2 separate regions of the Homo sapiens genome follow, and region 1 is linked to region 2. A link is a loop called in an ENCODE intact Hi-C map of the cell type or tissue named here. Cell type or tissue: heart right ventricle. All regions are shown on one strand. Each heading gives the region's core, and the rest is flanking DNA. Links, peaks and the distances in the headings are about the cores only. Region 1 overlaps LOC124900815 (a long non-coding RNA gene). Region 2 has its middle 150 kb from the start of HAND2-AS1.

Region 1 (2,916 bases), core at 104-2,603, 160 kb after region 2:
AATTGTGTCCTCAGTGACTGAAGGATTCTGGCCTATCTGTGCTTCTAGAAAGGGGAGGATCAGGCAATGTCTGCACAAAGTACAGTTTTCTAGAGTGCTGGTAAGTGGGTTCTCTATGATCTGTCTGAATGGTGGAGCCGACTGAGACACATTAGTTTTCTAAATCACTCAGATCGCTCAAAAGCAAACAAACAACAGCAAAAAACAAGCAAACTGAAAACTCCACATCACTTGTGCCTATAATACTTTCTTGCTCAGAGTATAAACAAACTTTTACTTGAATTAAGTGGAATAAATCCACATGGGACACAGGCCCAGAGAGTCCCAGTTTATATTTTCAAGCAAAGAAGACAGACTTGCAGGCAGCTAAACTTCGTGCAAAAGATCAGAGGGTACTCACCAGGCCACTTCCACAACTAACACCCTAGTTGTTTTCTCAAATAGTATTTTTAATGCATGAGCAACCAGATATAACCAACTGGATGCTTCTCCATGGCCAGATGGAGTGTTTGAAAATATTCCTTAATGTAGCACCAAATCATTTTTCAGTTCATTGGTGACCTAGAACTAAAGAGTCAGGGAGACTCTTCTGTAAAGGCAGGTTGTTTGGAACTTGTTTTTTGCCCCACCAGCTGAGATCCTTTACAACAAACAGTGCACTGACTCAGGGTCAGTGAGAATGTTCAACCTTCATTAAATACATTGCCTAGAGAAGAGGCCAAAAGAGATATGATCCTAAGATGGCAGTAAATCCAACCTTTGTAAAAAGATGGAAGCCAATGGCCACTGACGCCAGTGCAGAGTTGCCTTCAATTTAAAGTGGGTTGTTAATGTCGTTCCCTGGAGCTGACATTTTGTCTTTAGGATAAGGCAGAAAAGCAGGAAAAGAAGACTGTTATTTTGAAGAAGAAAACCTGAAAACGCAACCTCAGTTGGTAACTAGTACTTGGCGAAGAAGGAAAGCCGGTGCGGTTTTAATGAGAGAAAGTAACTGCCAGGCCTTTTGACCATCGCCTTCGCTTTGCAAATCTGGTTTTCATATTCTTGCTCAGTAATCACCCAAAGTCATAACTGTCTCTGAAATTATTCATTAAAGTCATTTTCAGGGATTCTCACAGGATGACTCTTTTACGTTTATGATCTTGTGAGAGCAATGACATCAGCCTCTGTCTGTTTTCCGCATTTAATTAACGTGCCGCGAAGACGCGAGGGGCCGTGGCTGTGTGCGTGGGGAGGGGGCGGGCTGGGGTGGAATCCAACGGCCCTGGTGCTCCCGGCGCGGTCAGCTGAGCTCAGGCGCGCAGACATCCTTTGATTAAGGAGGGTATTTCGGGGAGTGCAGGCTGTGCAGAAGATCACGGCTGTGCCCTCTGGTGCTGTCAGCAGTGACAGATCCCAGATGGGGCCGCTACTGTATGGCAGATTGAGTTTCTCAGCAGAAAACTCACCCTCCCTCCTAAACGTCTTCAAAAACCTTCTCCAGATACTCCAAGTCTCTTCGTGTGAAACTGAAAAAGTCCAATCCCAAAGTTGGTTTTGAGTGCGTGTATGTTACGTGTTTTTGTTTTGTTTTTTTTTTTATTCCTTCCTCTATTTTTTCTCTGCATTTACTCCTCCTCTGAGCATCTTCGACCCGCAGGGCTACCTGGCTGCTAATAGCGTAGACGTGGCGGGCCTGGGGGTTCCTGTTCGCCTAGCTCACAGCGCCACGCCGACTACACAGCACCGAAGGGCCCCGAAGGCAACCCGGTGGGTAGGGGCGCGGCGGACAGGACGTGGGGGCAACTCTAGCGTATCTCGGGAAGCCGGGGTGGACCGCCGGGCCAAACACTCCTGAGCAGAAAAGGAGAGATGCTGGCGGGAAGCGGGGAGCAGGGGGCGGGGGGGCGGACACAAAGGCGGAAGCAGAGAATACCTTGGCCCAGCTCCTGAACCTGCTCCTGCCAGCCATCCGTCTTTGCTCCGCGGAGGGTCGATCCACCAACCTAGGCATTTTCGAACGGCAAAGTGGAGACCAAAAAGGGGGCGCAGGGGCTAACCGCTGGGATTGGGAAACGGTGAAGGCGGGTCCCAGATGCAGCAGGGGCTCGGCAGGTTCTGGAATGGGGAGAAGGGGGACTGCGGAAGTCCAGGGAAGCCTGCGGCCCAAGCCCGAAGGCTGTACTGAGGCCTCTCCAAGGTGAGAGGGGGAGCATAGAGAGCAGGTTTCTACATAATAAGAATTCACCCACTTGGGGATTGCTAGTCTGGGTCCCGAGTTTCGCATTCCTGAACAGTGTGTTGGAAACTCTGTTGCAGAAACATTTGGACTTATTTTAAGCCTTTATTTTAAAAAAATAAGTAACTTTAAATAAATGCTCCGGGTTCCCTGCCTACCTGGAGACAACCGAGGCTCTTCCCGTCCCCCTGTCCCCCACCCTAGGTATCCAAGACTGGCTCCCGTGGAGCAGCAGTGGCCGGGAGAGAGGCAGAAAGGCAGAGGAAGGTGTGCCGCACCCAGTTTCGGAGCTGATTTCCAGGCCCCACCCATTCCTGCCCTCCCGGTCCTCTTTAACTGTGGAACTTGGAGTGTTCCTGCGGGCGAAAAAAACGAGAGAACAGAAGGGGAGCCTAGAGAGAGCGAATATTGTTTTAAACTTAAGGATAGGCAATTTCTTTTTTCTTCAAGATACTAGGGCAGCCTCCTCCCACAGCCCTTCGGGGTGAGGGCAGCTTGCTGAGCCTCTGTTAAGCTTACAAAAGAGCCTCTGGGGAGCAGAGAGAGGAGCTAAAAATACCTCCGAAGCTAGGCCCGAGGTCCGGGAGGAGCTCCTCACTCGCTCTCGCTCTGGCCCTGCCCAGGAGGGAGCTTTCGCCTTTTGCATTCCGAGGGCCGGGGCCGGCGAGGCTAAGGGCCCACACTAGTTTTGCCTTTAC
Region 2 (2,916 bases), core at 91-2,590:
GGGAAGAATGGGGAGATGTGGGTCAAAGGGTACAAAATTGCATTTAGACAGGAGAAACAAATGATAAGTATTTCAGGTGCTGGGTATGTTAATTGTTTGATTCCGTCATTCCACACTGTATACATATATCATTACATCACTTTGTACCTCATAAGAATATGTATAATTATAATTTGACAATAAAAATAAATAACAAAAAGAATTCTGGTAAAGAAAGCCATTAGTGAAGCCCTTAAAACAGCAATGTAAGGCACAGAGCTCACATAGTCGCTGGCACAGGGTAAGCACTCAATAGACATTAGCGATGACCTTCCTTATTTTGTCTTGCTACAAGTCACCTATCACACTAACAACAAAATTAATATTACAACCCAAATCTCTTATGTACAGCATTAAGAGGTCATCTGTGAACAGAAAAAGGAGCTTGGATTAGTTAATACCTTAAGACCATATTGTGTCTACCTCACAGCTCTTCAAGCCAACTTACCAGATAGTCACTATGCCCCAGTGTGAGGAAAATGTTCACTGTAAATATTCACTAAACATTGTTCGGGACCTACAATTCAATTAACAGTAATTTATATTCCTAAAGAGAGTGTTTAAATCATATCTTTATACCTTGAGACATTAAAATATAAAAGCAAAATCTCAATTTAGCCACACCTTTTATTTCTCAGATAAATAAATTGCATTTCTTTGATTTGAGTGTTCAGTTCCTAAATGCTATATTTCTTATCTTTGTAACTTTTGAGGCTATAATCTTCCATTTTAATTTGCTATTTTCCATTTCCTACAATTACCCACCTATATATGCACTCTGTACAGACCATACACAGAGCAGATTATTTTTATTTCTGGTAGATTCCTTTTTTACAATTTCATAGTTTTATATAAATGTCTATGAATGTTTGTGTAGTAGAACTTTCGATAATAAATTTGAAGTCTCTTTTGTGCAGCTACAGGGTCTTTTTCACTGGTCTCACGTATCACACATTATACCACATCAGTCCCCTACTCTGAACCCCCCAATGTCTTCCCATCACGCATAAAGTTAAACCCTTTAAAGTCTGCTGTGGACTGGTTCTGCCTCTCTCTCTGACCTTGATTCCAGGGAGCTCTCCCTGTCACTCAAGGCCTTCTAGCTGCAGTTCGCCAACCTGCTACGCCTGGGACATGCCGAGGGCACTCTCGTCTCAGGCACTTGCCGTTCCCTCTGCCAGAAACTTTGTCCCCTCAGGGATTTGCTTGTCTCTCTCTCTCTCACTTCACTTGGGTCTCCACTCCAATGCCATCTCCTCAGAGACCTTTCCTGACCATCTTCTTTAAAACATCCTCACCCTCCCATTTTTCCACCCTCTATCACTTTGTTTCATTTTCTTCACAGCCCTTATCATTACTTGATAAAATATATGTCTGCATTTCTTTATTATCTGTCCCCCTACTAAAATGTAAGGCCCATGAAACCAGAGATTTGATTTACTTTATGCCTGTATCTCAGGCACCTGGTACATACAAATGGATTGAATTAATAAATAACAGAAGAATCCTTGCATGCCAAGAACTTAGCACAGTCCCTGGCTTATAGTGAGTACCAAGTAAGTGGTGGTTGAATAAATGAAAAAATAATAATTTGTTCAACAAAATATATAGCTAATGTGCCCTCAGAACAGAAAGTGTGACCTGCCTGCCTTTAGACATCTCAGAAACTAATGGGAGAGATAATTGCATGCGCTAAAAATTAAATAACTATATGTAGTACTGTGTGAAGCTGCATGTAATCAGTTCTAAACAATTGTGTGTAAATTAATGATACAGCTAATAGGTGTGTGTCTGCTTAGGAAGCAGAGTTTGATGCAGGCTGGAGTTCTCGGGTCAGCTTTATTGAGCAGTGGGATTTGAGAAGGATCTTAAAGAACTTGGGAGTTTGGGATAGGTGATATGATAGCTAATTCTGTATCAACTTAAGCACACTTAAGATGATACAGATACCTGGTGAAACATTATTTCTGGGTGTGTTTGTGAGAGTGTTTCTTGAAAAATGTCGTGTTTGAATCTGTTGACTGAGTAAAGAAGATCTGCCCTCATCAATACGGGCGGCAACGTCCAATCCATTGAGGGCCCAGATAGAACAGAAAGGCAGAGGAAGGATGAATTCACTGTGTCTGCTTGAGCTGGAACAACTGTCTTCTCCTACCCTCAGACATTGGAACTGCTGGTTTTCAGGTCTTCAGGCTTGGGCTAGAACTACACCACTGGCTTTGTTGGGCTTGCTGACAGCTACTCTGAGACTTCTTGGCATCTATAATTGTGTGAGCCAACGTGTCATAATAAATATTTTTCTATATGTCTGCATATATCCTATTGCTTCTGTTTCTCCGGAGAATCCTGTCTAATACAGTTAAAGGGGAGAAGTTACAGAGGAGAACATCACAAGTGGGAAGGAAGGAGCCAGCCTGTGACGGCATTGAATTTTCTTAAAAATGTATTTGTTCTAGTGATGTTTTTCCAATTTAAATATATAATATTCCTGGCAATGTTGAGGTTCTTATAATCAGAAATTTAGAATTATTAAATAAAAATTAGAAGTTAATTGTTATAACTCTCACCTCTACTCATGTGTTAACATGCTTTATTTTTGCTTAAAGTAATTTAATCAAAAGTGAGTATAAATATTTGTAAATTATACCTATTTAGAAAACTTAAAGACTTTCAGAAGAAAAGCCTTTAATGTATTACAGATACAGGAAAGGTGCTAGAATATCTTAATAGTGTAACCATATCAATAAAACACATGATTTTTATGACTAAGATAAGTCATTGAAGATACTTTTAGACACACTCACTGTCTCAGATTTAATGTGTACTTGAATATTAAGTGGTTTAAATGGTATTCTCATTTACTTAGACTTCAACATA

The links. A loop is a pair of places that touch in the nucleus more often than their neighbours do. Peaks named below come from ENCODE experiments on the same cell type or tissue, not always from the same donor. Only the 100,000 strongest peaks of a DNase experiment are listed, where the experiment ranks them.
Region 1: it touches region 2 in a loop (5-fold over the local background); 2 of 110 quality-filtered maps call a loop at or near these places.

What each region holds. Positions count from the first base shown.
Region 1 is chr4:173,517,812-173,520,727 of GRCh38, reverse strand. LOC124900815 (a long non-coding RNA gene) reads right to left here. Exons shown (of 4, transcript XR_007058371.1): 3 at 1,916-2,097; 4 at 429-1,833. It also overlaps a transcript of SCRG1 not described here. Among named protein-coding and RNA genes, the nearest start is that of HAND2, 11 kb to the left of the region's middle. RefSeq lists enhancers at 1,206-1,792, 1,369-2,568. In heart right ventricle, for the core only: no CTCF peak of the experiment used is centred there; DNase peaks (open chromatin) are centred at 1,347, 1,857, 1,937 and 2,587; H3K4me3 peaks cover 1,795 bases; H3K27ac peaks cover 2,500 bases; H3K27me3 peaks cover 149 bases.
Region 2 is chr4:173,678,717-173,681,632 of GRCh38, reverse strand. No RefSeq gene overlaps it. Among named protein-coding and RNA genes, the nearest start is that of HAND2-AS1, 150 kb to the right of the region's middle. In heart right ventricle, for the core only: no CTCF peak of the experiment used is centred there; a DNase peak (open chromatin) is centred at 1,155; H3K27ac peaks cover 1,752 bases.